2 separate regions of the Mus musculus genome follow, and region 2 is linked to region 1. A link is a loop called in an ENCODE intact Hi-C map of the cell type or tissue named here. Cell type or tissue: heart. All regions are shown on one strand. Each heading gives the region's core, and the rest is flanking DNA. Links, peaks and the distances in the headings are about the cores only. Region 1 has its middle 17 kb from the start of Gm41447. Region 2 overlaps Iqcg (IQ motif containing G).

The links. Hi-C counts contacts between places; a loop is a spot of excess contacts. Peaks named below come from ENCODE experiments on the same cell type or tissue, not always from the same donor. Only the 100,000 strongest peaks of a DNase experiment are listed, where the experiment ranks them.
Region 2: it touches region 1 in a loop (7-fold over the local background); 20 of 42 quality-filtered maps call a loop at or near these places.

What each region holds. Positions count from the first base shown.
Region 1 is chr16:33,146,852-33,163,292 of GRCm38, reverse strand. No RefSeq gene overlaps it. Among named protein-coding and RNA genes, the nearest start is that of Gm41447, 17 kb to the right of the region's middle. In heart, for the core only: a CTCF peak has its summit at 8,082 (motif pointing right); no DNase peak of the experiment used is centred there.
Region 2 is chr16:33,016,627-33,033,067 of GRCm38, reverse strand. Iqcg (IQ motif containing G) reads left to right here. Exons shown (of 11, transcript NM_178378.3): 7 at 2,132-2,293; 8 at 3,979-4,053; 9 at 12,423-12,554; 10 at 13,526-13,627; 11 at 16,005-16,441. The coding sequence ends at 16,130. Among named protein-coding and RNA genes, the nearest start is that of Iqcg, 31 kb to the left of the region's middle. In heart, for the core only: no CTCF peak of the experiment used is centred there; a DNase peak (open chromatin) is centred at 9,097.

The DNA.
Region 1 (16,441 bases), core at 3,856-11,855:
CCAAGAGCCCACTGTCTTATGCATTTACAACAACTCTCTCCAGTTGTTCTTAGGATTCTCGTTTTAACAGATAAGAAAAACAGAAGTTCAGAAATGAATGATTTTTTTCTTTTCTGGCTTGTGTTTGCAGCTCCCTATTAGAGAACAGGTCTAACATGTCTTGGTTTCTCCTGTTCATCTGTATAAAATAACCCTGCCTCCTGTTCATCTGTATATAATAACCCTGCCTCCTGTTCATCTGTATATAATAACCCTGCCTCCTGTTCATCTGTATAAAATAACCCTGCCTCCTGTTCATCTGTATACAATAACCCTGCCTCCTGTTCATCTGTATATAAAACCAACCAACCAAAAAAAGAGCTGTCTTGTTTATTTGTTACTTATTGTATATGGGTGTTTTGATACACGTGTGTCTGTGTTATGTGTATACCTGGTGCCTGAGGAAGTCATAAGAGGCTGCCCGATCCCCTGGAACTGGAGTTACAGACAGTCGTGAGCTGCCATGTAGGTGCTGGGACTCAACCCAAATTCTCTGAAGGAGCAGCCAGTGCTCCTAACCACTGAGCCACCTCTCCAGCCCCTGAGCTGTCTTTAGATTTTAATTTACTTATTTGTTTGTTTGTTTGTTTTATAGACAGAGCCTCTGGTATCCCCAGCTGATCCCAATAATTTTGTTCTAACCTTGAACTGCTTGAGCCTCTTGCCTCCACCTCCCAACTGCTGTGTCACAGGTTTTCACCAGGCACTGAGATCAAATAGCACACACAAGCCAGGGCTCTTGGTGTTTGTTAGGCAAACACTGCCCACCAAGTTTTTTTCTTTTTCTTTTTTTAAAATTTTTTTCAAAGATTTATTTATTTCACTTTTATGTGTACCCTGTATCTGACTTCAGACACACCAGAAGAGGGCGTCAGATCCCATTACAGACGGTTGTGAGCCACCATGTGGTTGCTGGGAATTGAACTCAGAACCTCTGGAAGAGCAGTCAGTGCTCTTAACCACTGAGCCATCTCTCCAGCCCTCCTTTTCTTTTTCCTTTTTTCTTTATTTTTCCCACTACATAGCCCTGACCAGCTTTGAATTTGTGCCTATCCTCCACCTCAGCCTCCCGAGTACTGGATTACAGGTGTGTGGCATTGTGCCTGGTGTGGATGGTGACATTAATACTTGTCACAGAATACCATTCAGCCGGAGAAGCCTGGGTCTCTCACTCAGTCTTGTTTCCTGGTGTAGACAAGTCAATGCTAACAGTGAGCGCTGTGTCTTCTTCAGCTCCAGGGACTGACCTGACTTGGAGCAATGAGGGTATGACAGACAAAGACACATGGACAAAAAACAGGGACAGGGACCAACGGACTTCCTGATAGAGAAATCATAGCACCCTGGAAACTTAGAGTGTTCACTACACATCTGAACAAAAAAGCAGGGTCACTGTTTACAGATGAACAGGAGGCAGGGTTATTATATACAGATGAATGGGAGGCAGGGTTATATACAGATCAACAGGAGGAAGGGTTATTACATACATCTGAACAGGTGACAGGGTTATATACAGATGAATGGGAATCAGGGTTATTAGACACTGATGAGCAAGCAGGCAGACTTAACTAACAGCCGTGGGAGCTGGAGAGCAATCCACAGGCTATAAATGTAGAGGGAGACATAATAGGTATTTTCTGCACACTATCAACATTTACACTCGGGCCAAAGGAAGGCTTTGCCACTGCCCTCTGAGCCTCTCACCCCGCAGGAGGTATGTGGATCTGAAGCGAGGGTCCTTGACACGGCTGTACTCATGTCAAGCAATATACACATCCACTTGGCTTCATTCACTCAGGGATACCTCTGCTCTCACACCTGAAGTTGTTGCCCAATAGTTTAAATGTGACATCATCCTTTGTTTTTGCAAATCCTTCAAGTCTATCTGTGTGGTGATTTGAATATGCTTGGCCCATAGGAAATAGCACTGTTAGGGGTGGGGCCTTGTTGGAGGAAGTTCATCACTGTGAGTGTGGGCAAGCAAAGGCAGCATGAGACAGCACAGGTCACAGGGCAGGGCAGGACCAGTGTGACAGTGAGGTGGTGCCTTGAAGAGAGGAGCCTTAAGTAAACAAATCTCAGATGATAAGTAAGGCTTTGGTTGTGAGGTATGGTTATGAGGTAGCCGGAAAAGGGCTATGCACATGGAAGACAGTGGGAAACCAGCATCAGCTAGAGCTTGAAGAGAACAGCATTGGGGGTACAAATCCCAACACTGGAGCTCCCAGCAGAGGTGTGGCGAGGAGGCTGAGTGGAGGTCCTTGGGGGTCATGGGTTTCTAAGATCCGCCTTCCTCTCTTTGAACAAGAATCACCAGTGAGAATGGGGTTCTATAGTTGTTTTTAAATGACAGTTGAAAAGGTGAGCTCCTCTGGGGAGAGAGGAGGACCTGTTACCACAGACAAACGGCGTTTTCCTCCAATGAGCTCCTGGGCCACCTAGCTCTGCCTAGAGTAGCAGCCGAGGAACAGGAATTTATGTGGATTGGTGTGGGCTTGCTCTGAGGCCATTAGACCATGGTAAGAGTATAGAGCACAAATGTGAACTCCTAGGTCCCAAGCACTTTCCAGCTTCAGCTGTCTGTCTCAATCCTCCCCCAAACTACCTACACTCTAGCCCCTCCTCCAAGTCTGTGTGGGTGCTTCTCTTCTCCAAGGTAAACCAAATACCAAGACTTCTCCCCCAGAGAGGTCTCCTTGACTGACCTCCTGTGTCATCCAGTCAGTTCCATCAGACTGACCCCTATAGATGGGCCTCATTAGTCATCCCCTCCTCCTGATTCACAAAGCCAGTCCCTCACAGTTCCTCACTCCCTACCCTGGCATGCTGTCCTCTTCTTACCAACAAGACTCATGTGGTTTCATGTAGAGAAAATATCATGGGTCTGTATGGATGTGGGGCCTGTTGTCGTGGTTTGAATACTTGGCCCAGGGAGTGGCACTATTTGGAGGTGTGGCCTTGTTGGAACAGGTGTGTCTCTGTGGGCTTGAGCTTTAAGACCTTCATCCTAACTACCTGTAAGTCAGTCTTCTACTAGCAGCCTTCAGATAAAGATGTAGAACTCAGCTCCTCCTGCACCATGCCTGCCTAGATGCTGCCATATTGCTACCTTGATGATAATGGACTGAACCTTTGAACCTGTAAGCCAGCCCCAATTAAATGTCCTTATAAGAGTTGCCTTGAAACCGGGCGTGGTGGCGCATGCCTTTAATCCCAGCATTTGGGAGGCAGAGGCAGGCGGATTTCTGAGTTCAAGGCCAGCCTCGTCTACAGAGTGAGTTCCAGGACAGCCAGGGCTACACAGAAAAACCCTGTCTCGAAAAAACAAAAACAAAACCAACCAAACAAACAAACAAACAAAAGAGTTGCCTTGGTCATGGTGTCTCTTCACAGCAGTAAAATCCTAAGACAGGTGTCCATAATAAATTTGATGGCCTATAGCTTAGGCAGGAAATAGGAGGTGGAACATCCTGTAGGCAGAAAGGATTCTGGGAGAGTGTCAGGCATGGAAGATCACCCAAGACTGACGCATGGTACCTGAGCACAGGTAACCAGCCAGGTGGCAGAATGTAGATTAGAATAATTGGGTTATTTTATGATCTAGTCAGGGAAGGGCCTAGCTATATGGCCAAGGTATTTATAATATATGTTGAGTCTGAGTCTTATTCCTGGGATGGGCGGGGAGGAAGAACCACCTGAGTCAGCAGTTTCACTTCTATGCCTATGCATACAAGATCCTCCCTTCTCCCATTCAGACTCTGGAAAGTTCTCAATTGCTCTTTAATACCCAGTGGTAGCAGCCTCTGTGAGTCATGCTGGCTCTCCCTTGACTCCATTCTCTAGGCCTGTCTTCTAACTGTCCATGTTTATAAGACATTTTGTTTCTTTTTGTTGTGTCCCTTATTGTCCTACCTGTCACCACATCACTCCTGGTATGCTTGGTTCACCGACTAGATTGTGACGTCCAGGAAGATAATGACCTGCCATACACCAATGAAACAGTGTATGTTAAGGCAGGCTGAGGCTGGGTGAGCCCTGACCCCAGATAAGCTGAGGTGACCCCTCATCCCAGGGAACAGCCATGTCCTAGACACATTCCCATCCCTCCACCACACAGACTCCAGCACTTTGAGATCAATGCAGCCTGTAGGAGATGGTTTTCCATCCCGAGTCCTGCGCCCCTGCATCAGTGCTTGGCTGTGTGAATGATCAGGATCGTGTGTGTGTGTGTGTGTGTGTGTGTGTGTGTGGGCATGCATCCCGGAGGCTAACATCGAGCATGCATCCCCGAGGCTAACAGCGCAGTACAGTACGAGGCCTCGTTTCCTAAGCATTTGAGGAGAATCCTTTAATCCTCTTTTAGAGACTGTACATAGATACAGGGTTTTTTTAAAAAAAGAACATGGCTAAGTAAATTTTTGGAAAGTCTGGAAATTATGCGCTGTCTTAGACACGTGTACATTAGCATAGAAGCCTGGTGCTAAAGCTGTTGTTCATGCAGCACAAGGGAATACACTGGAGAGCACTCCTGGGCTGAACAGATGGTTTGAAGGCCAATGATAAGAGCGAAGTTTGCAACACCCCCCACCCCCCACCCCCAGACGCGGTACAAACGCGTGGCCTTCTGTCCAAACACTTCCCCTTCTAGAACCTTAGATTCCTCATTTCAGAGTTGAAAGAATCAAAAGCTCCCATCTAAGGACCCGGCGCACAGCTCAGACTTGAGTGTTCACGGCTCACGTGTGAGGCCCTGGGTTCTACCCTCCTCGCTGATTCTAAGCGGCACGATTGGATCGGTATTTCTTTTTTTTGCGGGGGGGGGGGGGGTTCGAGACAGGGTTTCTCTGTGTAGCCCTGGCTGTCCTGGAACTTACTCTGTAGACCGCTGGCCTTGAACTCAGAAATCTGCCTGCCTCTGCCTCCCAAGTGCTGGGATCAAAGGCGTGTGCCACCTCACCCGGCTGGCTCTGCATTTCTAATGTCTGCCTAATCCCCCTTTTCTGTCCAGCTGGAGCAGATGGTCGGTCCCGGCTTTGGCTCCTTTGCTGGGGCTTTTAGCTTTCAGAATTCCACGAGAAGTGCTTAATGTGGTCTCGCCGCCCGCCACCCCTCCCGCCCAGAGCCAGCTGGACAGAAGCTTGCTCTCCTGTTACACAGAGCTATGCCCTTCCAGTGGTTGGGCAGGAGGCTTCCTGGGCTATGTCAACCCCACAACCTTAGTCTGCTGAAGCTCGATGCTCTTCCCTCTCCTCATCTGCCAGGGGTGAACCCAGAACTCTAACCTCAGCCTTGGGAGGTAGAGCTTGGCAGGGAACTGAAGGCCTGGTGGCTGGAAGGGATGGCTCAGTGGTTAAGACCATGAAGTCCTCTCTCAGAGAACCCGGATTCAGTCCCCAGCACCTAGATGGTGGCTCAGAGCCATCTGTAACTCTAGTTCCAGGGGAGCTGATGCCATTTCTGGGCTCTGCAGGCAACAGGCACTCAAGTGGTGCACATATATTTATGCAAGCAAGCATTCATATGCATAAAATAAAAATAAATAAAACTCTCTCTTTTTTTAAAAAAATATTGTCATTGTTAGGGTTTTACTGCTGTGAAGAGACACCATGACCAAGGCAACTCTTATAAAAGACAACATTTAAATGGGACTGGCTTACAGGTTCAGAGGTTCAGTCCACTATCATCAAGGGGGAAGCATAGCAACATCCAGGCTGGCATGGTACAGGAGGAGCTGAGAGTTCTACATCTCCAAGTGAAGGCTGCTAGTGGAAGACTGGCTTCCAGGCAGTTAGAATGAGGGTCTTAAAGCCCACACCCACAGTGACACTCCTACTCCAACAAGGCCACACCTACTCCAACAGAGCTACACATTCCAATAGTGCCACTCCCGGGGCCAAGCATATACAGACCATAACAAGTACCATATCTCAAATTGTCCAAAGAAACATTGGGTTGTAAAGTAAAATTCTGAGTAAAGGAAACTGGTATGGTGGGGAAGGTTGCTATTATCGGCCAGGACCATGAAAGCCCCAGACACCCACACAGAGAAAAGCAAAGCCCGAAGTCCCAGGGTCCTGGGAGAAGATGCTCCAAGCTCCATTCCTTTAAAGTGTTGCTCTGGTCCGTGGTGGCGCATGCCTTTAATCCCAGCACTTGGGAGGCAGAGGCAGGCAGATTTCTGAGTTTGAGGCCAGCCTGGTCTACAGAGTGAGTTCCAGGACAGTCAGGGCTACACAGAGAAACCCTATCTCAAAAAAAAAAATGTGTAGCTGTGGTGCAGTGAGGTGCCTAATGACAAGAATTCAACCCTTGGGACCCACGTGGTGGATGGAGAGAGCCAACGCCTGAAAGTTGTCCTCTGACCTCTACACACAGGCTATTGCACGTGTGTTCACCCATGCATACACACACATGTGATAAATTAACATAATATAAAGAAAGCACCTCTGCCTCAAGTCAGATTTTCGGATCTGGAGTTCACGTGGATGGGTTGGCTGAGTGGCATTTCCCACTGATAGAGCCTGGGAAGGGGACCCCATGGCTCCACAGTGGCCGCTGCTTAGGACCCACGTGACAAGCAGGAGCTCTCTGCTTTCCTGACCTGAAATATTACAGAGAATCGTTGTGCTCCACGTCCTGCTCACGGCTTCACGGTACTGACAGACTGTGTGTAGACAGAGTGACATGAGGACACCACTGGCCCAAGGGATGGTTGAGGAGGCATGTAGTGAAGATATGAGGGAGAGGACCACCAGAGGTTTCTAAGTCCAGAACAGAGAAACTAGTAGACTAGATATGGCCAGTCAATCGAACAGGGTCACGAGAAAAGAGGGGTTGGGGAGGAAGTAAAAGAAGAGAGAGAGAGGCAAGAGAGACTGTACTGGCTGGTTGTGTGTCAACTTGACACAGCTGGAGTTATCACAGAGAAAGGAGCTTCAGTTGGGGAAATGCCTCCAAGAGATCCAACTGTAAGGCATTTCTCAATTAGTGATCAAGGGGAGATCCCCTTGTGGGTGGTGCCATCTCTGGGCTGGTAGTCTTGGTTCTATAAGAGAGCAGGCTGAGCAAGCCAGGGGAAGCAAGCCAGTAAAGAACATCCCTCCATGGCCTCTGCATCAGCTCCTGCTTCCTGACCTGCCTGAGTTCCAGTCCTGATTTCCTTTGGTGATGAACAGCAGTATGGAAGTGTAAGCTGAATAAACCCTTTCCTCTCCAACTTGCTTTTTGGTCATGATGTTTGTGCAGGAATAGAAACCCTGACTAAGACAGAAACCAAGAGAACCAAGAGCACAAAAGGACGCAAAACTGAAATGGCAGGGTTATGTGGGGATGTGAAGTTGGGGTAGGGAAACCCAAGAGCGAGGAGTTTAGGGAAGGGGGCGGGGTAAGAAGAGCTGAGAGAAGCCTGGATGCCAGCACGGACTCTGGAACAGGCACTCACAATGCAGTGAGAGCCTGGGGGCCAGCATGCTCTTCCATATGCCAATAGGCACCATTTGTCCTGGGCTTCATTCAGACCTAACAAAGATGTGTACAGAACAGCTGGCATAGGAGCCTTGCAGACAGTGGGATCTTTGTTTGTTTATGGTTTTGCTTCCCCCCCCACCCCACCCCACCCCACCAGACAGGGTTTCTCTGTGTAGCCCTGGCTGCCCAGGAACTCACTCTGTAGACCAGGCTGGCCTCAGACTTAGAGATCCACCTGCCTCTGCCTCTTGAGTGCTAGGGTTAAAGGTGTGTGCTAACCATACTCAGCTTCTTCTCTCCGCCCCCCCCCGCCCCCAATCAACAGGTAACTCAATCGCTGAGCACAACAACTAGCATCCTAGTTTGTAAGCCATTCTAAGTTAAATCCTCCGGTAGCAGATCCCTGAACGGATCTACCACCTGAACTGGGGGTCTCAGCTGCCTACATCTTGACCTCCACCTGTCCCCATCCAAAAGCCAATACTCATACTCAGCTCCTTGATAATGTATTTATTTTTTATGTATGGCTGTTTTGCCTACATATATGTCTGTGTACCACACGTGCTCTTTGTACCCAAAAAATCCAGCAGAGGGCATCAGATTCACTGGACCTGGAGTTAAATAGGGTTGTGAGCTACCTTTTCCGTGCTGGGTTTAGAACCAGATTCTCTGTAAGAACAGTGTTCTTAACTGTTGAGCCCCTATCTATTGATTTTTTTTTAAAGTAGGAGAATGTGTTTGTGTCTTCTCATACATTATTGAAAGTTCCCTAAACAGCGGCTGCAGACAGAGGGAGTCATACAAAAATAGATTGCATGGAGATAGCACCGGACGGAGAGGTTTACAGGCTATGGGTGGGTGTGTTTGGTTTTTCCTGCAGCTTCTTTTTTTTTTTTTTTTTTTTTTTCGAGACAGGGTTTCTCTGTATAGCCCTGGCTGTCCTGGAACTCACTCTGTAGACCAGGCTGGCTTCAAACTCAGAAATCCGCCTGTCTCTGCCTCCCAAGTGCTGGAATTAAAGGCGTGCGCCACCACGCCAGGCCTGCAGCTTCATCTTGTGCTGCTGTGCTTGTGAGACACGGCTGGCTGAAGTCTGGCTACCCTGCTCAGAAGTGACCTGACTAAAACAGGAGCAGCTTGGCCTGTCTGCCAGCTCCCTGCCTGCCCTAGGGAAAGGCCGCATCAGGATGCAGGGCTTAGAGGAATGGGCAGGTGCACGGACTCCAGAGGAGGTGTCCCTGTTAAGAGTCCCATCTGCCACTCCTCTGCCACAACAGGGCTCTTCCTTGGGTGAGCAGGGTGGGCAGCCTGGATGCTCTGCGGCCAGCCGGGAGACTCCTGAGAATCCCTGCAGACATGGGAAAGAATGATTCACACAAGGAGGAACCAGGAAACACCCAGAAGCAGGGATGTGACCCCTTCCCTCAGGTGCCCCCAGCCCAAGGCTGTGTCCATATAATTGCACCTGACCACTTCAGAAGGTGGTTGTGGCCTGCGATATGGCTCAGTGGTGATCTGAGCTCATCTCTAGGACCCACGTGGTAGAAGAGAACGGATACCTATGAGTTGTTCTGACTTACACGCAGTGCACACGGGCATGCAAACTCGAATGTGAACACATGATATAGTAAAATGAAGGAGGTGATGAAAGATGACCTGCATCCTCAGTAACAGACTCACAGGCACTCACTGCATAAATATTCGGATTATTAATTTGTTAGAGGGCATGCGTCTTGGTTCCAGAAAACAGGAAGCCCAGACAAAGGGATCTTTTGAGGCTCAGTTCTCACCTCAAGTTCCTTTCCTGACACCTCTCCACCGTGGACGAGGTGGGGACAGGAGGATCAGGAGTCCAAGGTCAGTTCCAGGCTAGTTCTCACTGCATGAGACTCAGCTTCAAAGCTTAGCTGCAGGAAGGGTCAGCAATTCAAATCAACAAAACCCCAAAAGCAGTCAACACAGCAAACACAGACAGGCAGTCAACACAGCAAACACAGACAGGCAGTCAACACAGCAAACACAGACAGGCAGTCAACACAGCAAACACAGACAGGCAGTCAACACAGCAAACACAGACAGGCAGTCAACACAGCAAACACAGACAGGCAGTCAACACAGCAAACACAGACAGGCAGTCAACACAGCAAACACAGACAGGCTTTCTGGCCTCTGTCCTATGAAAGGGCAGAGGGTACCCAGAAGCGTCCTTGTCAACAGCTTTTCTCCAGAGACAATTCCCCAGAAATCTTTTTTTTTTTTTTTTTTTAAATTGGCTGACATTCTCTGGCTGTCAACAAAATTCAGCTAAAATTGGCTGAAGGGAAAAGGGAGAGTCTTTAGAAGTCTCTGTAATGGTGTTATCTCATGGAACTCAAAGGCAGTCACATGACACAGCTGTTGGATGTACCTAGAACAGAACCACAGAGCCACCAGGTTGCTGCCCTGCTTGCCTGAGGGCTCTACTCCCCCCTTACCACCACCACTACCACTGTTGATGAATTTTCCTGAGAGTGATGGCTATGTTCTCAAGTAGTTCAAAGTTATGGCTGTCTAACCTACAATTCCCAATGCCCAGCTTTCCACCCCGTGCCAGTGAGCTCCTTGTGGGCAGGAAAACCTGAAACCAGTGTTCTGTGGCCACCAGAGGCCGTGCAAGCAAAGCATACTTGCTAAGATGGATCTACACAGGGTATCTATCTGTGCTGTCTAAGGAAGCAGAAGATGACCAAGTGTGATCTACCCAAGAGACATGAATCGTGACTGAGCAGGGACAAAACAGAACATCCTTGCTTCTGGGTGATACACACAGACAGAACGAGGGGCTTGAGGGGTAGGGTGGGCAGAGAGCACTCTGCAGTTGGGTACCTGGGGAATGAAGAACAGGATAGTGCCGTATAAAACAGCAAGAGAGGGGAGGGCAGCCCATTCTACCTCCCCAGGACAGAACCTCTAATTGCTCCTTCCTCTTGTTCATTCCAAAGTCCTATATTTCCCATCTGCATGCCTTACTAAACAGAAGTGGGTTTAGGCTTTGTTGTTTACTTATTTATTTAGTGTGTGTGTGTGTGTGTGTGTGTGTGTAGACAGAATAGGTGAATTCATGACCCGGTTCTCAGGGCATCAGGACTACATAGCAAGTGCTTTTACCTGCTGAGCCATCTCTCCAGCCCCCCACTAAGATGTGTTTTTTAAGTGGCTCTTCCCTCTGCGGCAAGAACAACAGGGTGGCACTCAACCTCTGTGACCCTGCCTCCATCTCCACAGCTCTCCTCTATGTGACCTTCCTGCATCCCTATTTAAAAAATGTTTGCCCCAAGGCAATGTTATATTTTTATTAAGGTGTTTCGTATTTACTTACTTACTTGCTGTGTATGTAAGACTGAGTGTGGGAGCTTGTGCTGGGTCCCAAGAACACTTGCAGGAGTCAGATCTTGACTTTCACCCTGTGTGTGAGGAACTCAGGACACCAGGCTTGCTGCATGCATTGTTACCCCCAAGCCACCTCAAGATCATGCTTTACTTGCTGAGCCTCTTGTGGGAGGGGTGCACATGTGTTCATGTGTGTACAAGCACCCACCATGTTTATCTACTGAGCCTTATCCCCAACCCTTTGAGCTCCTTATTAAAAAAAAAAACAAAAAAAAAACAGTGATTATATCAGACTCACTCAGATAATGGAGAAAAATATCATATCTGAAAAACCTTCACCCGAGTCGGGAATACAGCTCAATGGTTTATCTAATGCCGAACCCGTGTGAGACTTTGGGCGCCAGGCACCAAACAGGTTCACAGGTCCCAAGATTAGGGCATGGACGTCTTTTGTCATCATTATCCCTCTCATCTCCCAAGCTGTGTCTGCCAGCTTGGAGACCTCCTTGCCTGCCGCATCCCCAGCGCCAGCACAGAGTGCTGGTCCCACACGAAGCTCAAGGAACATTTGTGAAGTTGACGAGGGAGGAATAGTAAAACAGATCAACTGAAAAGCGTATCCTCTCAGCTTTCGCTTCTTGTTTTCACTCTGGGGTTGTTTTTTTGGTTGCTCTATCTTAAGATCTACAAGGACCAGAAGGACCTCCTCTCTTGTGCAATCTGTTCTCCCAACTGGCCCGGAATTTCAAAAGGAACACAGCCTATCATCTGAGGCTGGGAAGAACTCTAGGCTGCAAGGAAAAAAAAAAAATTAAATGCACCGTCTGTCTGCAACCTACAGTAGCAGCTTTCATAGTTGTTTAAAACAAAACAAAGAACCTTGCACTCTGTGCAGCTGCAGCACTGGCCATGGACCCAAAGGAAGGACCAAGAAGCCAGTGAGGTGTCTGCAGGGTCCTCCATGGCTGCTGGAGGTGGTGTCCCGATGGATGACAAGCTGATGGCTGGAGGTCACTATGGCTGCAGAGGGAGACCCTGTGTAGTAGGAATTTTGATTTCTTTAAAAACCCAGAAATCTTATAGGGATATATGTTTTTGTTTTAATCCTAGGTATCAGATGTGGGACTGCTTTATTTTTATTTTTATTTTTTTTTAATTTATTTATTATATGTAAGTACATTGTAGCTGTCTTCAGACACACCAGAAGAGGGAGTCAGATCTCATTACGGGTGGTTGTGAGCCACCATGTGGTTGCTGGGATTTGAACTCTGGACCTTCGGAAGAGCAGTCGGGTGCTCTAACCCACTGAGCCATCTCACCAGCCCCCGTGGGACTGCTTTAGATGGTCCACGGCTGTAGATTTTATGATCTGCCTCGTGCTCTAACAGGGGCTTTTTTTTTTTTTTTTTTCCATCTGCAAATAGTTTCTGCAAATGTAGGATATGACATTTGGAATTCTGGGAACTCTTGAGAAAGTATCAAAATGCTACAGCCCTGGGGGGCGCGGGGGGGGGGGGCGGGGTTCTTCCTCCTGCTGCTCCTTCTGCTTGTGGTTGCTGGTATCCCGACTACAGAGATCATACTTGCCCACAATCAGCAGGAAGTAGTCTAACAATATTGATGCCCTCTTTCCCCTCTAACATCTCTCTCTCCTACCTAGTGCTTGGGCGGGGGGCTGTTGCAAGGGATAAGGTAGCAAGGGAACCCATAAAGTCGCCATACCCTGACTTCATCCCACCCATTAGCAGCCAGTGGGAAGTGGCAATGCCTATGAAGATGACACCAGCTCTGTCACCAAGATCTGACTGTACAAGTCCAACCCTGCAGGGTCCAAACTGTAGGGCCAGCTGGTGCCCACTTCTGCCCACTGGGCCCAGGCACTGAGAGTGCTATAAAGTTGCTCCCCAGTGAGGTCTGGCCAGTGTATCTATCCACCGTTCCCATCACACAAGCATCTAATCCCAGAAACTGTTGGACAAGTGACTCTTACCCAGGATCCTTCAGCGTGGTGAACAGCAAGCTTACAGGGATGGCTCCCGTCATTAGTCTGTCCCAGTACGTCCCTGGACCCTGGGGTGCAGAGGCCTTTGCTATGATGGAAAGAAGCCACGGAGTCAAATGCTCTTATCCATCCTGTCTGTCTTCACAGTACAAGAACTCTCTCTCTATGCCGTGCCCCCTTCTCTATCTGTCAGATTTAACTAAGACTGAATTATTAAAATGCAGCTGGAAGACATATTACTTTGTATTAAGAATGAATAAATCAAGATGGGCGTGGTGGCACACGCCTTTAATCCCAGCAGAGGAGGCAGAGGCAGGCGGATTTCTGAGTTCGAGGCCAGCCTGGTCTACAGAATGAGTTCCAGGACAGCCAGGGCTATACAGAGAAACCCTGTCTCAAAAAAACCAAAAAAAAAATTAAAAAAAAAGAACGAATAAATCAATAAGCCACAAACATCCCTAACACAGATGGAATGCTGGGGTGGCGGCAGGACAGTTTGGTAATTCCTGCAAGTTAAACTTAGAACTACCATAAGACATAGGCATTCCAGTCTTCATATATACAGTGTCTAAGATAATTTAAAACAGACTGAAGCATGTTTGTATTGTTCACAATAACCAGAAAGCGGAAGAACTCACATGTCCATCAGTAGAGCCAGCGGATGGAGGGATAAAAGTTGCATATATAACGGGATATTATGCAGCTGAGGCAGGAGAAATGCCACAAGTATAAGGCCAGCCTGAGTTACGTAGTGAGACTTTGTGTCAAAAAAATTAAAAACTAGGGGTTGGAAGGGGGCCCAGCAGGTGAAGTGTTTGTTGTTGTACAAGCTTAGGATCTGAGTTTGGATCCCCAGCTCTGTGAAAAAAGCTGGCCATGATGGTTTTTGCCGGTAACCTCAGAGCTGGGGTAGGGGTAGTGTGTGAGGTAGTGTGTGAGGTGGTGTGTGAGGGCTTGTCGCTCATCCAGACCAGCCACAAAGCCAAGCTTCTGATTCAATAGGAGACTCTCACAAATAAGGCAGAGCATGATAGAAGGAAAGCCCCACATTGGCCTCTGACTTCCACATTCGCGCACACACATACACACAACACACACACAACCAAATAACAAGACAGAATGCCCAAGGTCCTCACAACACTCGTTAAGTGAAACAAACCAGACACAAAACAACAGATATTCTGAATATCTAGCATATGCAAGCTCATTGAAACAGAAAGCAGCTTACAGGTCTGCAGGAGCTGCAGGGAGAGGGGAATGAACCGGAGTTCTTGCTGCAGGGTCCAGAGCTGTTGTTTGGATAGTGAGAGGATTATGGGTAGTAGCGATGGTTAACACCATGCTGAATTTAGTCAGTGACCCTGAACTAAAGTCTTAGATATGCCAAGAGTGGCAAACTTTGTTTTGTTTAGAACAATTTTTTTCCAAGTTTTTAGGGATTTACTTTTAATTATACATGTGTGTGTGAGGGGTATGTTTAAGTAAATGTAGGTGTTCTCGGAGGCCAGAGGATCTCCTCAGGCTGGTGTTACAAGATGTTATGACTTCCCCAACATGGGTCCTGGGAACTGAATTCTCGTCCCATGCAAGAGCAGCAAGTACTCTTAACTGCTGAGCCATCTCTCCAGACTCCTATAACAATTTTTTAATAGTTAAATAAATAAATAAATAAATAAATAAATAAATAAATAAATAAATAAAATTATGAGACTATGGAGATGGTTCAGTGGGTGAGGACCTGGATTCAAAACTTCAGCACTGAAAAAAGTTGAGCGTGGCCATGCGTCTAGCACTGTTGGGGCTACAGACAGGACCTGCTGGCTGCCAGCACAGCTCCAGGTTCACTGAGAGCCCTGTCTCAATAAGTTAAGGGGCAGCCACCTGTGGCCTTTACATGCTATGTGCATACACCAAATACACATGCACACATGCCCACTTATAAGCACTCTAAACCTAAATTATGAACATTTGCCAAGGGAGAGGAGTGTTCTGTGAGCAATACTGCCACAGGGTGAAAAGCACAGGCATGCATAGCTAATCCCAAGATTTAGCACCACAGAAAGAGATGTTTAATTATAGGGACCTGGTGGAGGCTTGCTGCACTAAGCCTCTGTAGCCCAATGGGAAGCAGCCAGACTGGTTCTGTTAAATCCGGTGGGGTACCTCGGGAATGGTGTGTCTGTGTTTGTGTGTGTGTGTGTTGTGTGTGTGTGTGTGTGTGCACAGAACTGAGATGGATGCAGGTGAAAGCGGTCCATATTCCCGAGTTTGGGATTTAAGGAGACAAAGCAGAAGGACTAACACTGAGAGATGTTATGTCGCCGACCTGACCTGGGTTCAGGACAGGCAAGCACGGGGTTGACTTGCACTAACGGGATGTTTTAGAGAGAATGGAAAGAAGACCTGAAATACTGAACTGGAGTTACAATTCATGGCTTACAAAAGAGAGCCGCCAAACTATAAACCTTAGTATTTCCAAGAGAAAAGAAGCGCCTTTTATTTTTTAGTACTTTTGGCAATCTGCCTAGTTTAACCTCTCCAGTGCTAGGAGTGTGGCCAGGTGTGCTTGGCTTTCTGGGAGACATTTTGGGGATATATAGAGGGAGGAAAAGAAGACAAAGTGGAACCCGAGAGATGGCACCTCGTCTCGCAGAGGACCAGAGTTCAGTTTCAAGCACTCACAACCATCTGTAACTCCAGCTCCAGGATTTAGGATTTAAGGATCCTACACCTTCTTCCGGTTTCCAATTCACTTGCAACTCATGTGCACAATGTAGGTACATACATATTCAGATAATTAAGAATAAAATCTTGGGGGCAGGTGAGATGGCTCAGCGGGTAAGAGCACTGACTGCTCTTCTGAAGGTCCTGAGTTCAAATCCCAGCAACCACATGGTGGTTCACAACCACCCATAATGGAATCTGAAGCCCTCTTCTGGTGTGTCTGAAGACAGCTACAGTGTACTTACTTATAATAATAAATAAACAAAAATCTTTTAAAAAAAAGAATAAAATCTCTACAAGTGAGTAAAATAACTTAATAAGCTAATATAAAGCAAAAGGTGTCACTGAAGGAGAACAAAGCTTACTCTTGTGCTCTTGGCGATGAGAATTTCTATACATCTATTCTAAGTCATTTAGTAGTAGGTTGTCAGGCTGCTAGATGCACTGACTTCTTAAATTTTAAAAACAATCTGTCTTAGAGCTTCAACTGTTGTGGTAACACATGACCAAAAGCAACTGGGGCGTGGCAGGGGCGGGGCCAGGGCCCGCAGAGGGTCATTTAGCTTGCAGATGAGAAGCCCAGCCAAGAATCTGGAAGCTGGAAATGGAAAAACAAAAAAGAAAGAAAGAAAAAAAAGAAGGAAAGGAAAGGAAAGGAAAGGAAAGGAAAGGAAGAAAGAAAGAAGAGGTCTGGAGGAGCTTACTGGTTTACTCCTCTTGGCTTGCTCAGCCCACTTTCTTACACAACCCAGTACCACCAGCCTAGGGTGGCACTACTGCCCCTTGTGAAGCTGGCCCTGCCATAGCAGTCATCAACCAAGACAATAATAAGCTACAGAC
Region 2 (16,441 bases), core at 5,645-13,644, 130 kb after region 1:
TTTTTTAAAAAGATTTTATTTATTTATTTATTTATTTATTTATTTATTTATTTATTTAATGTATATGTAAGTACACTGTAGCTGTCTTCAGACACACCAGAGGAGGGCATCAGATCCCATTACAGATGGTTGTAAGTCACCATGTGGTAGCTGGGATTTGAACTCAGATCAACTGGAAGAGCAGTCAGCGAGCATTCTTAACCACTGAGCCATCTCTCCAGCCCAGCTCTTTCTTTTTTATTGAAAACTTTCTTGCCTTCATTTTTCATGAATTGGCTTACTTATCTTTCAAGTGTCAGGATAAGTAAGTCTCCTCAGATGGCCCTTCTTAGACCCTGTGCTAAGGGAAGTCACTCTTACTGTTTCCCCAGAGCCTCCTGCCTTCTCTACCACACCCTGTTCTCTGTCTACTGCTTAGGTAGGTGTCTGCCAGTGAAGAACTGTCTTTTTTAATCAGTAAGTTTTGAGACTTTAAAATTGTGAGGCACTAGTAACCATCAGAAGTCTATTCTCATGTTCACTGACTCACTGTGGCAGAGTTTTGTCGACTCGACACAGGCTAGAGTCACCTGGGAAGAGAGAACTTCAGTTGGGTTGTTTCCATCAGATTGGCCTGTCAGTCTGTCTGTGGGGCATTTTCTGGATTGATGATTGATGTAAGGCAGCCCAGCCCGCTGTGGGAGATGTCACCCCTGGGTGGTGCTGGGTTGTATAAGAAAGTAGGCTGAGCAAGTCTGTAAGCAGCACCCCTCCATGGCTGCTACTTCAGTTCCTGCAGCCTTGAGTTCCTGCCAAGACTTCCCTCAGTGATGGGCTGTGTGTGACCTTAAACCAGAAAAACCCTTTCTTCCCCAAAGTAGCTTTTGGTCAGTATGTTTTGAAAGAACTTGGATCTGTACCGGATAGACTTTATGGGAGGGATTGGAGTATCTCAGGTTTTGTTATGCTGGGGAGGAGGAGTGTCTTTGAACCAGTCCCTAGTGGGAATGGGGTTGAGGTGGGTGTGGGGGTAGGAGTAGGGGTGGGGTGAGTAGAGTCACTCACTAGCTACTAATATTCTGGTTTTTGGAAGGTGAAACCTAGGCCTTAACTAACTTGGCCAATTTCATACAACTGGTGAGTCTGTGGGAAGTCGGGACTTGGGATCACCTTTGACCATTGCTCTTTCTACTAAAGTGAGACCATAATGGCAAATCTGTGGCAAATACTGACTACCAAAGAAGGTTCTGGAAAGACTCGGTCTGTATTTGCTAGTTTGCCTGCTTGCTTCCTCCCTCCCTCCCTTCCTCTTCTCCTTCCTTCCTTCCTCCCACATTTATTTATTATCCTGCGTGGGAGAACATGTGTGGAGGTCAAAGGAGAACTTGAGGGACCCAGCTCTCTTACTCTATCATGTGGGTTCCAAGGGTCACTCTCAGATCCTAAGACTTGGTGGCAAGTGATCCACTGAGCCATCTGGCCAGCACTCTGCATTGTTTTGAGACAGGGTCTCCTGTAGCCTGGGCTGGCTTTGAGCCGCTAAGGATGTAGCTAAGGATGACCTTGGACTTGATCATCCTGCCTTCCTTTTCCCAAGCTTATGCTTGGCCCTAAGGCTCAATTTTCTTCTCTCTCTCTCTCTTTCTTTCATTTGTTTTTTTGTTTGTTTGTTTTTTCTAGACAAGGTTTCTCTGTGTAGCCCTGGCTGTCCTGGAACTCACTTTGTAGACCAGGCTGGCCTCGAACTCAGAAATCCGCCTGCCTTTGCCTCCCGAGTGCTGGGATTAAAGGCGTGGCCACCACTGCCCGGCTTTCTTTATTTCTTTTAAAGATTCATTTATTATTATATCTAAGTACACTGTAGCTGTCTTCAGAAACACCAGAAGAGGGTGTCAGATTTCATTAAGGATGGTTGTGAGCCACCATGTGGTTGCTGGGATTTGAACTCAGGACCTTCGGAAGAGCAGTCAGTGTTCTTAACCGCTGAGCCATCTCTCCAGCCCTTGATGGCTAATCCTAACACAGCTGAGAAGGGGGAAACCTCAGTTGAGACATTTACTCCATCAGATCAGCCTGTAGGTACGCCTTCAGGAATTCTTGATTTATAAGTTTGATGAATTTTAAGTTCAGAAACCTGGCCTTCTCTCTGCAGAACGGGAATGAATACATTGCTCACCTCAGGGACCAGCTACAAGAGATGAAGGCGAAAACCAACTTGGAGAATCTTTATATGAAAAGAAATGCTGAGCTGCAGATTTCCCAGACCCAGAAGAAATGTAACCGAGCAGAAGAACTCTTGCTGGAGGAGATTGAGGTAACTTGTGCTACATTAGGCTGTCTGGGGATGGAGCTCAGTGACAGATTCTGGTCCAACTTCGAGTATCAAGAAACAGCAGAACAAGCCAGGCGTGGTGGCGCATGCCTTTAATCCCAGCGCTGGGGTGGCAGAGGCAGGCGGATTTCTGAGCTCGAGGCCAGCCTGGTCTACAGAGTGAGTTCCAGGACAGCCAGGGCTACACAGAGAAAAACCAAAAACAAAAAACAAAAAACAAAAAAAAAGAAAGAAAGAAAAAAAGAAAAGAATCAGCAGAACAAAAGAAAAACTCGGGTAGATAGATGATTTGATGATGTCATGTGGGCTGTTACTTTTTTAAAAAGTAATTTATCTTGGACTGGAGAGATGAATCAGCTGTTAAGAGTATGCATTTCGGGCTGGTGAGATGGCTCAGTGGGTAAGAGCACCCGACTGCTCTTCTGAAGGTCCTGAGTTCAAGGCCCAGCAACCACATGGTGGCTCACAACCATCCTTAAGGAGATCTGACTGGTGTATCTGAAGACAGCTGCAGTGTACTTACATATAATAAATAAATATGAAAAAAAAAAGAGTATGCATTTCTCTCAGAGGACCCGAGTTCGGTTCCCAGCACTCCTGTTGGGAGGTTCACAACATCTTGTAACTCCAGTTCCATAATTTAAAATTATGTGTGAATATGCCCACGAAGACAGGAGGCATTGTGTCCCACAGAGCTGGAGTTACAAGATGCTTTTGAGCCACCCACCTGGGTGCTGGGAGCCAAAGTTAAGTCCTCTAACAAGAGCAGCATGCATTCCTAACCGCAGTTTGCTCCCACCTCAGTGAGGTGTCAGCTATGATAATGTGCCAGCAAAACAGAACAAAACAACCAAACCAAAACAACCAAAACACAAACAAACAAACACGAGGAAGAGGGAGATTAAGGTTTTCCCAGAGGTCAAACATGAATAACTAACTGGGGTCTTACATACTTGTGAGTAGAGCCTTTAGTTGCTATGCCTCCTGCTTCCCGGTGGGTGTGCGGGAGAAGCCCGCTGTGAAGCTCCCCTCCCCATGAGCTCTCCAGCCACCCAACCCCTCTGCTTCCCCATGCCCCCCTCTTTCTTCTTCCGGTGGGCCACAGACTCACTTTGTAGTGCAGGACTGGCTTTAAACTGATCCACCTGCCTCAGCTTCCAGAGTTGTGGGGTTCCAGGGGCTCTGACTGAATGGTTTACCACACACACTTTTTTTTTTTTAAGATTTATTTATTTATTATATAAGTACACTGTAGCTGTCTTCAGACACCGCAGAAGAGGGCGTCAGATTCCATTACTGATGGTTGTGAGGCACCATGTGGTTGCTGGGAATTGAACTTAGGACCTCTGGAAGAGCGGTCAGTGCTCTTAACCACTGAGCCATCTCTCCAGCCCTGACCACATGCTTCTTGAATGCTGTAATTTCCTTCTCTGGGCTGAGAATCTTGAAGCTTTGTTTCCAGATGATGGGACTGTGGTGGCTTTTTCTGGGGCCCTTATGTGTATAATGGAGTGCCAGCCCATGGCTCTGTGGTGAGAGTTGAGTGGAGCCACACAATAGCTCTGTCAGGAAGCCTTGGCATTCCTGGGGTCTGGGCTGCACCCATCATCCGGGCACTGTGGATCTCAGCTTTGCCGTGTAGAGAGCTTGGTGTTGGTGTATTACAGAAACTGAGGATGAAAACTGAAGAGGAGAACCGGGTTCACACGGAGATCGAAATGTTTCTTAAAAAACAGCAGCAGGTGAGTCGCCCAGGAGTTTGATTCCTCAATTGTAAGACCCCACTTACAACCCACTTATGGCACTGGAGAGACGGCTCAGAGGTTAAGAGCACCGGCTGCTCTTGCAGGGGATCTGGGTTCAGTTCCCAGCACCCACATGGCAGCTCGCAATTATAACTCCTGGGGGGACTCTTCTGGCCTTCAGGGGCACTGGGTGTACATGGTGCGCATACACACATACAGGCAAACACCATATACATAGAATAAGGTAAAGAGATCTTTAAAAAAAATCCACTTACACATTTCTGAAAAAAAGCAATGCTTTTGTATTTAAGGACAGTGGTGTCTCACGATGTCATCTGGTTGGCCCATAGTTCACTAGGATTCAATATCTCTGCCTCTCAAGTGCTTGGTTAAAGGTAGATGCCACTAAACTTAGCTGCAACTTTAAAAAAATCTTTTTTTTTTAAAGATTTATTTATTTATTATATGTAAGTACACTGTAGCTGTCTTCAGACACTCCAGAAGAGGGAGTCAGATCTTGTTACAGATGGTTGTGAGCCACCATGTGGTTGCTGGGATTTGAACTCCGGACCTTCGGAAGAGCAGTCGGGTGCTCTTACCCATTGAGCCATCTCACCAGCCCTAAAAAAATCTTTTAATGGGCTAAAGAGTTGGCTCAGCAGGCAGAATGTTTGCTGTATAATCATTGGACCTGAGATGGACCTTAAAGCTCACAAAAAACAAAAAACAAAAAACAAAAAACAAAAAACAAAAAAAACCCAGGCTTGGGATTACATGGGTAATCCCAACTTCAACGTGATGGTGGAAAGGTCAGATCTCTGGGGCTTGCCGTCTGGCTGGTGATAGTGAGAGATCTTGTCTCTGAAAACACAGTGAGGTGCTACAGAGACAGCCTAGTGCCTCAGAGCGCTTATTACTCTGCAGAGGACTGGGTGGCTCACTACTGCCTGTAACTTCAGTTCCAGGGAATTGGATACCCTCTTCTTGCCTTCACAGGACTCCTGCACATGGTACACCTGCATACAGTCTCACACACACACACACAACACACACACACACACAGAATAAATAAATGAATAAATTTAAAAGAAGGTAAAACAGCTACACATGAGTGCATCTGCACACACACAGACACATAGGCATTCACATATACAAATCTACTTATACAATACAGAAGAGAGAAGAATAAATATTAAACAAATAAATAAAAGATTAAAAAAAACGGTCCTTTGAGGCAGGTTCTGCTCAGCCTCTCCTCTCTTCTCCTCTCCTCTCCTCTCCTCTCCTCTCCTCTCCTCTCCTCTCCTCTCCTCTCCTCTCCTCTCCTCTCCTCTCCTCTCCTCCCCTCCCCTCCCCTCCCCTCCCCCCTCCTCCCTCCCCTCCCCTTCCCTTCCCTTTTCTTTTTTTTTTCCTTTTGAGGCAATGTCTTACCATGTGCCTTGGATTGGAACTCTCTATGTAAACCAGGCTGGCCTTGAACTCACACAGGTCCACCTGCTTCTGCCTCCTGAGTGCTGGGATTCCAGGCCATCATGCTCAGCCCAAAATCCATTTAGTAAACAAGGAAAAAGCAGCCATACTGTGAGGCCAATGAATGTGCTGCCACAGTCTCTTACAGCTTGCCCATCTGAATGTGTACACAGCTCTAACTTTCAGGAAGATATTTTTTTTTCCTTCAACCTTTTAAATTTTGTTTGTATAAAAAACATTTTGTAGCCGAGCATGGTGGCACACACACCTTTAATCCCAGCACTTGGGAGGCAGAGGCAGGCAGTTTTCTGAGTTCAAGGCCAGCCTGGTCTACAAAGTGAGTTCCAGGACAGCCAGGGCTATACAGAGAAACTCTGTCTCGAAAAAAAACAAAAACCAAAAACCAAACAACAAAAAAACCCATTTTGTTTGTTCTTACATTGCTTCATAGCCATAATGTGAAAATATTTTGATTTTGCCTCTTCCTGTGGTATTGTGGATTGAGCCCAAGGCCCCACCCAGGTCTGCCAGGCAAGCAATCTATTACTGAGCTATGTTCCCAGCCATATATATATATATATTTGCCATTTTTTTAAATTATAAAAATAACATGCTCGGGCTGGAGAGATGGCCCATGGTTAAGAGCACTGACTGTTCTTCCAGAGGTCCTGAGTTCAAATCTCAGCAACCACATGGTGGCTCACAACCATCTGTAATGAGATCTGATGCCCAATTCTGCTGTGTCTGAAGACAGTTACAGTGTACTTACAATAAATAAATAAATAAATAAATAAATAAATAAATAACATGCTCAGTTGAGGAAGGTTTTAGATTATCAATTGCCTTCTCATTTTGTTCATGTTCTTACAGTCTCTTCTCAAAATAACTTAGATCTCTATGCAAGTTAGAACATTTGCTGAGAAGCACTGAGCACATGGGTGTTAGCTAGACAGATTAGGATGCAAGGCGTGCGGGCTGCATCTGGGACACAGGCAAGCTGGCTGCACATGCGGGATTTCCTGTGGGTGCCGTGCGTCCGGTGGTGAGGCTGATAGCTTGCTTGACTAGACCTAGTAGCTGCCTCCCTCCATTTGACGAGGTGGAGGTACCAGGGCTTCCCTCCTGTGATGTGGAGGTGAGAATGCAAAGCCTTGGGGACAGCCTGCTTGGGATGAATTTATTCACTCATCACCAGACACATCCTAACCAGAAGACAACCAGCAGGCACACCAGTCTGAGGACACTGAAGAGCACATGGGGACGGGACATCACTATGCTGTATAAAGAACATCTGTGTTCCACAGGAGAGGGGTGGGTGACTCCCATTTCCAACCCAGGGGACCTGCTTGGTCTGAGAGTAACCAGGCATTAACCTCAGTGATCCCTTAGGACCTGCTGGAACTTAGGGTCCTTATCCTTTCTGCTCCTCTCAAGATGTCCTGGGAAGAGCTAAGCCTTTGACTTTGGGAGTCTCTCCAGCATCCTTGTGAGGCCCTCAGTATCATGCCAGTTGGTGAGAGAGTCGGGTCTTTCTTGTCCAGGTGGTAAATCTGCTCCTTCAGATTCATCCATTATCAACGTCAGCTAGGTAGCACACTGTGGCAACCTGGCAGAGCTAATGGAACAAGCCCTTCCCTGAAGGCTATCCATGCTGGTGGTAGTCAGGAAGCAAAGAGTGAGTGAGCTGGTGGAGAGTGCGAGAAATGTCTCTGTACTTGACCGCATTCCTATGGGGGCCAGGTGTGACCTCCGGGGCATCCTTAAGGTAGGTCCTGACTTCCATGGGAATGGTCCAACCCTGAAAAACCACTTGGTGGCTGACAACGAAGATAAGGTGGTCATGAAGCCAGGAGACCTATGGAGTCTGGAGTGACTTAGACACTGGCTTCTTGAGAGCATTAACTCTGAGTTGACAGTGACTCATGGGGACCCACAGAACAAACCTGTAGCCAGCCCCGGGTCACAGCAGGATTGAGGCAGTCAGATGACAAGTGGAGTCTTTTTTTTTTTTTTTTAAGATTTATTTATTTATTATATGTAAGTACACTGTAGCTGTCTTCAGACACTCCAGAAGAGGGAGTCAGATCCTGTTACAAATGGTTGTGAGCCACCATGTGGTTGCTGGGACCCGAACTTCAGACCTTCGGAAGAGCGGTCGGGTGCTCTTACCCACTGAGCCACCTCACCAGCCCAACAAGTGGAGTCTTAACTTCAGTCACTGCTGCTGTGGGTTTTCGAGTTCTATGGAGCCGAACTGTGGCTACTTCCCAAAGTACTGAGTATATACAGTGGGGAAGACATATTCGGGACAGGTACAAATGTAGGAGCGCCTGGAACTTTCCAACTCCACTGAAAATTAAACCACAGGCTTGCTGTGACCCTGATGACACTGCATAGGTAAGCGCCGCCTTCCAACACCTGACTGAAGCACAGGGCCTTAGATTTGCTGCTTGGTCTGTGCAGAAGCTGCCTGGCCCTTGCACAGTCACGGGGACTGTTGTAACTCCAGCTGCTGCTGCTATTCATAGACTTTGTTGATACACATCTGCAATACAGCTGCTAATCGCTAAACCAATTCGAAAGCTGCTTGCTTTCACCAGCAGGGCCATGTGTGCCTCCTCCTTCCTATACGGGGGCTGCCGATCCTCCAGCTGTCATGTCATGGTCTACAGAGGCATCTGCTTTGACACTCCATATCAGATCTCCTGTTGCATTAATGACACCAGGCTGCTATGCAAGTATGGCAAGTGACTTACAAAGACATCTGTGAATTAGAGCGTGGGATCAGCTTCATTCCTAGTGCCAATTGTGTGTGATTAAAATCCATTTAAATAACACAAATCACACTATCAATTTAAACAGACTTTAACAAAAGGATCATGAGCTATTAATATGGGACAGATTACCAAGAAGGGATAAAGAGAGCTCTGAAGGCTAGCACAGGGCTGACTGCCAGGATCCGAGAAAGGAACCAAGGAGGTGGAAGGAAAGTCTTTCCCATGACTAAGATTCAGGCTCATTAGAGAAAGTGCGTGGTTTCCTGGATGCCAAGAGGTGCTGGGGTTTTGTTTGTTTGTTTGTTGTTGTTTGTTTGTTTTGGATTTTTTTGGATATTGTTCTAATTATGTAGCTCAAGGTGTTCTCTGACTCATCTTGATCCTCCTGCCTCAGCCTCCTGCCTCTTGAGTGCTGGAATTATAGGAGTGTGCACTTAAATGTTTGTCTCCTCCTCCTCCTCCCTTCTGCCCCTTCTCTTCCTCCCTCTCTCCTTTCCTCCTTCTTCAGTCAGATGAATACTCGGTTGTAGAAGGTGGACTTTTTTTATTCATTGAGATTATCTTCCCCTTTAATATGTGGAAGTAAAACAGGGTAGATTTGCTATTGTGTTCTTTACATTCTTGGAGTTAATCTTACCTCGTCATAATGGATATAATGTTGCAGTTGTTAGTTAAATGTTTTGGTCAATGAGTGCCACTGGGTGTCACACAGCTCTAGCAGTGTGACCAGGGAGCCAGAGCACAGTGAGCCTACAGACCTCCTGCCGTGTCCTCTAGCGCCCTCTGCTGACGAAGCTTAGTATTTTGCTAGGTGGCCAAAGGAAACACTTCCAGTCATGCCCAGCCATGCTGAATGAACCTGGAGCTGAGAGGCAGTGACTGGTACCTGACTCAGTGGGATGTTTACCCTGTAGATCACTGGTGAGCACATTTTATCATGTGAAGGAGTTTCTTGTCCAAGTATTCATTTATTTTTGGTGGTGGTGGGAGGACAGCATCTCATAACATAGCCCTGGCTGACCTGGAACTCATCACAGAGACAAAGCTGGCCCCAAACTCAAAGAATTTAGAGTCACCTTCTCAGTGCCAGGATAAAGGTGTGTCGCCACACCCAGCTGAGATGAATTATTTTCATCCATCAATATGATTTTTTGATGATATATTTTTCTCCTCTGTCTATAAAGTAAAATACACTTACTTAAGTTTATTTATTTGACAGTTTGTTTATGTGTATGTGTTTATATCTGCCACATGGAAGCCAGTGGAATATGCCAGAGGGGCTAGAGTTACAGGTGGTTGTGACCGCTCAAACTCAGCAAGACCAGGATAGGCTCCTAACCATTGAGCCATCCCTCCAGTCTCTGTAGAGTTACAGACTGTACTAATCTACCCACTAATGTTGAGTCATCTTTCATTTCCTAAAAGTCTACCTGGGGATGGTACGGTGTTAATAAACCACTAGGGCTGATATACTTTGATTTTTTTTTTTTTTTTTTTTTGGTTTTTCGAGACAGGGTTTCTCTGTATAGCCCTGGCTGTCCTGGAGCTCACTTTGTAGACCAGGCTGGCCTCGAACTCAGAAATACGCCTGCCTCTGCCTCCCGAGTGCTGGGATTAAAGGCGTGCGCCACCACGCCCGGCTATACTTTGATTTTTATATCTCTTTGTTTTCTGGGGCTATTTTTTTTTTTTTTTTTTTTTTGTGTTGCTTCCAAAGTTCACTGGCTTGGCTGCATGGCTTGAAAACAATTCCATTTTACTATGATCCGAAACCCAAAAGAGAAATAGAATAAAACTGTATGTGTTGTTTGAAGTGTAGTAAAATCCAAGCCATCTTGACTGGATATCTCTCTCTCTTGTCTTGATGTGTTTGCAGGAGATGTCATATTTATTTATTTTCTGGAGTGTCATATTTTAAAAGAGAAACATTATCTGCCTAGAATGATATTCAGCTCTTCATTTACCAGATCTTTCAGAGTCATGTTTTGTAACATGTCTTCGTAGGAAAGATTCCATTTTGTTTCAGTTTTTTGGTCTCCTGCTTCTGCCCCCAGCGCTGGGTTACCACATGCTCCACCATACCTAATCTTCTGTATTTTACTATTGAATGCTCCTGGACTTTAGGACTTACATATTTCTGGTTTTCACTAGTAGCTGTTGAGACTTATTTTTGAATTATGTATGTGTCTCTGTGTGGGCATGTGGGCATGTGGGCATGAGTGCAGGTACCCAGGAGGTCAGAGATGGCTTTAGACTCCCGGAGCTGCGGTTACAGGCTGCTGAGCCTGTGTGGACATGGGTGTTGGGAACTGAAACAGGTCCTTTGCAAGAGGACAACAGTGCCATCTCTTGAGCTCAATGGCAACCTTTAAATTTGTTGTTGTTTTGTTTTCTAAGTCAGGGTTTCTCTGTGTAGCCCTGGCTGTCCTGGAACTTGCTCTGTAGGCCAGGCTGGCCTTGAACTTATAGATCTGTCTGCCTCTGCCTTCTGAGTGCTGGGATCATAGGCGTGCGCCACCACTCACCCTGCTGTAACCTTTAAATTTTTTATATAGGGGCTGGAGAGATGGCTCAATGGTTAAGAGCACTGACTGCTCTTCCAGAGGTCCTGAGTTTAATTCCCAGCAACCACATGGTGGCTCACAACCATCTATAATGGGATCTGATGCCCTCTTCTGGTGTCTTCTGGTGTATAGCTACAGTGTACTCATAAATAACAAATAAATAAATCTTAAAAAAAAATAATCGTATGCTGGGCAGTGATGGTGCACGCCTTTGATCCCAGCACTTGGGAGGCAGAGGCAGGTGGATTTCTTAGTTCAAGGCCAGCCTGGTCTACAGAGTGAGTTCCAGGACAGCCAGGAATACATAGAGAAACCCTATCTTAGAAAAAAAAATTCTTTTTTATACATGTCTAGGTTTTACTGTCTCTCTCTTAGGTGTAGAATTAATCATTATGCATATCCTGTTGCTTTTATTAAAACTCTTATTTACTGCCCCCCCCTTTCCAATATCCTGTGTTGAAACCAATTTTATACAATTGTCAGTCCATTAGCCTACCACTATTACACTACACTGTGCTGTGCTGTGTGTGGAGATTGTTGTATCTCTAGCCACTAGTGGAGAGAGCTAGGGGACTAAAGAATTCAAGTAAACTTGAGTGCCAGACTTGAACCTTGGCGATCTGCCTTCAGGGCCCAGGCTCCTCCCAGTAGTCCTGGTGCCTCCTGAGGGACTGTCATGAGAATCACACTTCACTGTTTTTTTTTTTTTTTTTTTCCTTTGTTACACGCCATTTATTTTCCCTTGCAAACGGACATCTTCAAGTAACTTTCATAGACTGAATCTCATCATCTTTCTCTCCTATTTGAAACTTTGGCTGGTATCTTAGATTCATATCTATTTTCACTTAGAAATTTGAAGACTCCTCTCCCCTCAGTCAAGGTATCTTATATCTCAGGCTGGACTAGAATTTGCTATGGGGCTAACATTGGCTTTGAACTCCTGATCCTCCTGCTTCTACTAGAGGTATGGGCAGCCATGTCTAGTTTTATGTGGTGCAGACCATCAAACCCAGGGCTTCATGCATGCCAGGCCAGGATCCCAGCAGAACTATCCCAGCCCACATTTCTATCTTTTTGGATGAGTGTTCAGTATTTGTTGTGCCAGGGAAATGTTAGTGATCTCCCAAAACACACACAGAAGCCAATCTGATGCAACTTACAGCAGGGTCTTTATTCTATTCAAGCTAGCTCGCCTCTCCTAACAGCTACCAGTTGCCATTAGCTTCTCAGCTAGGCGAGGGGCTTCTTGCCCACCTCTATACGCTATCCTGGGATTTTGAGTTTAAAGTGTCTTGTACATGTTGTCATATGCTTTGAGTTTACAGGTGCCTCTCCTCCTTTAAAAATGGAGTGGCTTACACCCAGAAAAGTACACCAACCAGACACAAAGAACACGGCAGCATCTGGGCTGGCCACCCTCGGTTCCTCACCAAGTCTGTTGTGATCAGATCTCTGTAGGAAAATTTGCTTGGTCTAGCTTGCTCTAACTGGCATCCTGCGGTCCTGTTATTTTATATCTGGTGGGAACCATGTCTTAATGTGTTTTTCCAAGTAGAAACTTGAGGAGAAGCTAGAGTTCTGGATGGAGAAATTTGACAAAGACACAGAAGCAAAGCAGAACGAGTTAAATGCTCTCAAGGCTGCCAAGGCCAGTGACCTGGTACACCTGCAAGACCTGGCAAAGATGGTAAGGGGTGGCAGGGTGACTGGGATATGAGTGGGAGTGAGGGAGTCTGGGAAGACAGTTTTAGTCAAAAGCAGAGTAAACCACCAGAGTAAACGTGGTTCTTTACTGATGACAATGACCGAGTGAGTGCGTACGGCATTGGTGCTGGAATGATTCTATTGCAAGCACACTTTTATTTTTTGAGACCGAGTCTTTGTAGTTCAGGTTACCCTGGAACTTACTATGTAGTGATCTTCCTATCTCAGCCTTCCGCATGCTGAGATCACAGAAGTGATCAGGCCAGAGACTTTTCTTAAGTTCTAGGTAGAAATTATTTAAAACTCCTTCAGAGAGATGCTGCATTAAACAAAAGACAATTTTATGATCTTTAAAGACAATTTATATGTTGGTTTCTAAAAATTTGACGTCATCATTGGGTTGATGTTGAAGTTCCTAAATTTCTAGTTTAAAACATGGCTATTTGCATATGTATATCTATTAAAGTTTTAAAAGTATTATGTGGAGGATACCAATGTGTGTGTGTGTGTGAGAGAGAGAGAGAGAGAGAGAGAGAGAGATATTTTTTGTTGTTGTTTTGTTTTTTTGTTTTTTTCAAGCCAGGGTTTCTCTGTATAGCCCTGGCTGTCCTGGAACTCACTTTGTAGACCAGGCTGGCCTGGAACTCAAAAATCCGTCTGTCTCTGCCTTCCAAGTGCTGGGATTAAAGGTGTGCGCCACCACTGCCCGGCTTGAATTGTTTAAATTGAAAAAAAAAAAAGTTGAGGAATATTTATATAATGTGAATACATTATTACAGTGGAAATTAGTGGAAATCCAGCAGGATTTTGTTTGTTTGTTTGAGACATACACTTGCTGTGTGGCGAGATTGAGTTTGAACTTTGGTCAGTCTCCCGTCTCTGTCTAGAGTTACGGGCACGCAGGGCTGGCTGGGCTGTGGCCTGCCCTGCTCCTGTGTCCGTGTCCTTGTGCAGATCCGGGAGTACGAGCAGGTCATTATTGAGGACCGGATAGAAAAGGAGAAGACCCGGAAGAAGCTGGAGCAGGATGACCTGGAGCTGAGGAGCATCGTGAAGGTAGGACACTCAGGCCTGGAGGCAGCGGTGGAGGGTGGGGTCCCGGAGGGTGGGGTCCCGGCACCGGCTGGGGTCCCGCAGCAGGTGGGTGAGGACGTGCTTAGAGTCCACAGTGCAGGGAAACAAGGAAAAGAGCAAGCCTGCCTCCTGGTCTGGGGAGGACGGGAGCAGTGGAAGGAATCCTCTGTCCAGACACTGGATCCGAGGTCACGCCTAACCCAAGGGGAGGCAGCTGTGCAGGCAGGGCATTTCTAAATGCTCTGCACGGCTCGACACCCTGGTGTGAGTCAGCCCTGGCTGTGTGATGCTTTCCAATAGAAGTTGCTTATAAAAAGTGAAAGGGACAAAGCAAGTTAGAAGAAAAAAAAATATATATGTGTGTGTGTGTGTGTGAGAGAGAGAGACAGAGAGAGAGAGAGAGAGAGAGAGAGAGAGAGAGAGAGAGAGAGAGGAGAGAGAGAGAGAGAGAGAGAGAGAGAGAGGAGATTTTTCTCCAGAGCCCTGACTGCCCTGGGACTCACTGTGTTGTCTGCAGTGCCCTTTTCTCCTCAGCCTCCTGGCTATTGGGATTATAGCAATCAAGCCTGTGTGAGCTAGTGAACTACCTCATAAAAGTTTTCTGTGAACTTGCAGATATCAACAATGACAGCATGATCAGGTCCAGATTCTGGAAACTACTTTTAGGATTCATTTTGACTTTGAATTATGACCATGTCTGTGTGTCTGTGTGTGGGTGTGTGCACTTGACCATGTCTGTGTGTCTGTGTGTGGGTGTGTGCACTTGACCATGTCTGTGTGTCTGTGTGTGGGTGTGTGCACTTGACCATGTCTGTGTGTCTGTGTGTGGGTGTGTGCACTTGACCATGTCTGTGTGTCTGTGTGTGCACTTGACCATGTCTGTGTGTCTGTGTGTCTGTGTGTGCACTTGACCATGTCTGTGTGTCTGTGTGTCTGTGTGTGCACTTGACCATGTCTGTGTGTCTGTGTGTGGGTGTGTGCACTTGACCATGTCTGTGTGTCTGTGTGTGGGTGTGTGCACTTGACCATGTCTGTGTGTCTGTGTGTGGGTGTGTGCACTTGAGTCCCGGAGAGGCATCAGCTTCCTTGGAGCTGGAGTTACAGATGGTTGTGAACTTCCAGATGTGCATGTTGGGAAACTTACTCAAGACATCTGCAAGAGCAGTATGTCATCTCTCCAGCCCTGGGAAAACCAGTTTTAAAGCAAACAAATGCAATGCAAATATAGCAGCTGGTTTTTAAAAAAAACCAAACAAACCAAAAAAACCCCAACCAACCACCTCTGCCTGGGCATCGTTCAAGAGCTCTGGCAGGAGCAGATCTGAGATATAGAGTGGGAGGCAGAGTGGGAGGCAAGTTCTGCCTGTGAACTCAACTGCCTAACTGTTGGAATGACAGGTGTACACCGTGACACAAGGCCATGTTCTGCTGTTTTTGATACTGGAGATCAAGCCCACAGCGTTGGTTTTTAGTGTGGTTATTACTCTCAGCCACAACCACAAGTCCAAAATTAGAACTTTAAAGGACTTTTAGGACCAGGTATCGAAACATCTTTGGCTATGCATGGTGGAAGAGCACGCCTTTAATCCTAGGACTTGGGAGGCAGGTGGATCTCTTTGAGTTTGAGGCTAGTCTGGTCTACAGAGGGAGTTCTGGGACAGCCAGGGGTACACAGAGAAACCCTATTTCAAAAAAAGAAAGAAAGAAAAGAAAGAAAAAAACTCAAACCCAAAACCCAAACCAACCAACCAACCAAAAATACAAAGTAAGGGAGACTCACTCACTCACCTTTGATCTTACTATTAGGAAAATCTGGTGTTTAATTAGTAAATGTTGATCAAGCTTCTGTTTTCCATTTGTCAAGATTCAATTTTGAGTGGAGAGCTAACCGTAGACCTTCTGTTCTCAGCAGTGGATCCCTGTGCTCTCAGTAGGCTAGTCTGATTTTATAATCTAGACAAGAACAGTTGCATTAAACTGACAGAGACATTCAAGGAGCTGTCTGAATCCTACCTGCTTAGCAGCTCCTTAAGGATGTGTGATGCACTGTCAACCACTGAGACTTGTTGGTTCGTCCCTGACTGGGCACAGGAGACAGACATTCACTCCTTTTGTGTCCAGTGACTGTGAGGTGTGAGATGTTTACCAAGGGAGCAAGAACTACACAGAGGTTGAGGGTCTTAGTCTGAAGGAAGACTTGGCCTAGCACACTTCACTTTCAGGTAGCTGTACTGACAGCAGCCTGGCCACGTCCATACCCCATGTTCCTGAGACACAAGTGACTGTTGGTTCTCTCCTCTGTAGAAAGATGAGTGCTGTTGAGCACACAGAGATGAATTCCCCTGCTTCTTTCTTCCAGCTCCAGGCCTGGTGGCGAGGGTCAGTGGTCCGGAAGGAAATTGGCAATTTCAAAATGCCCAAGAAAGATAAAGATGACAGCAAAGACTCGAAAGGCAAGGAGAAGGAGAAGAGGAGAAAGAAGTAACCAGTTTCTGCTGAGCCTTCTCAGGCCTCGAGACACTGGGGGTGCTGACCCAGCGCCCACCTCCTGGCTCACAGACCTAGGGAGTTCTCACTGTCTGATACTCTAGTTTTCACACCCCAGTGAGGGCTATCACATGGCTGTAGGACCTCTTCAGACGGGACTGTGGGGAGCCAAGTTGAGTAGCTGTGTGAGCATCCTTCTTCTCGCTCCAGAAAGCAGCTAACTGGCTCATAGTTAAGTCGTAAAAACTCCTGACACATCTGACTCTGACTTTATGCCATATGATTAAAGTGAAAAACTATTATAAGCAA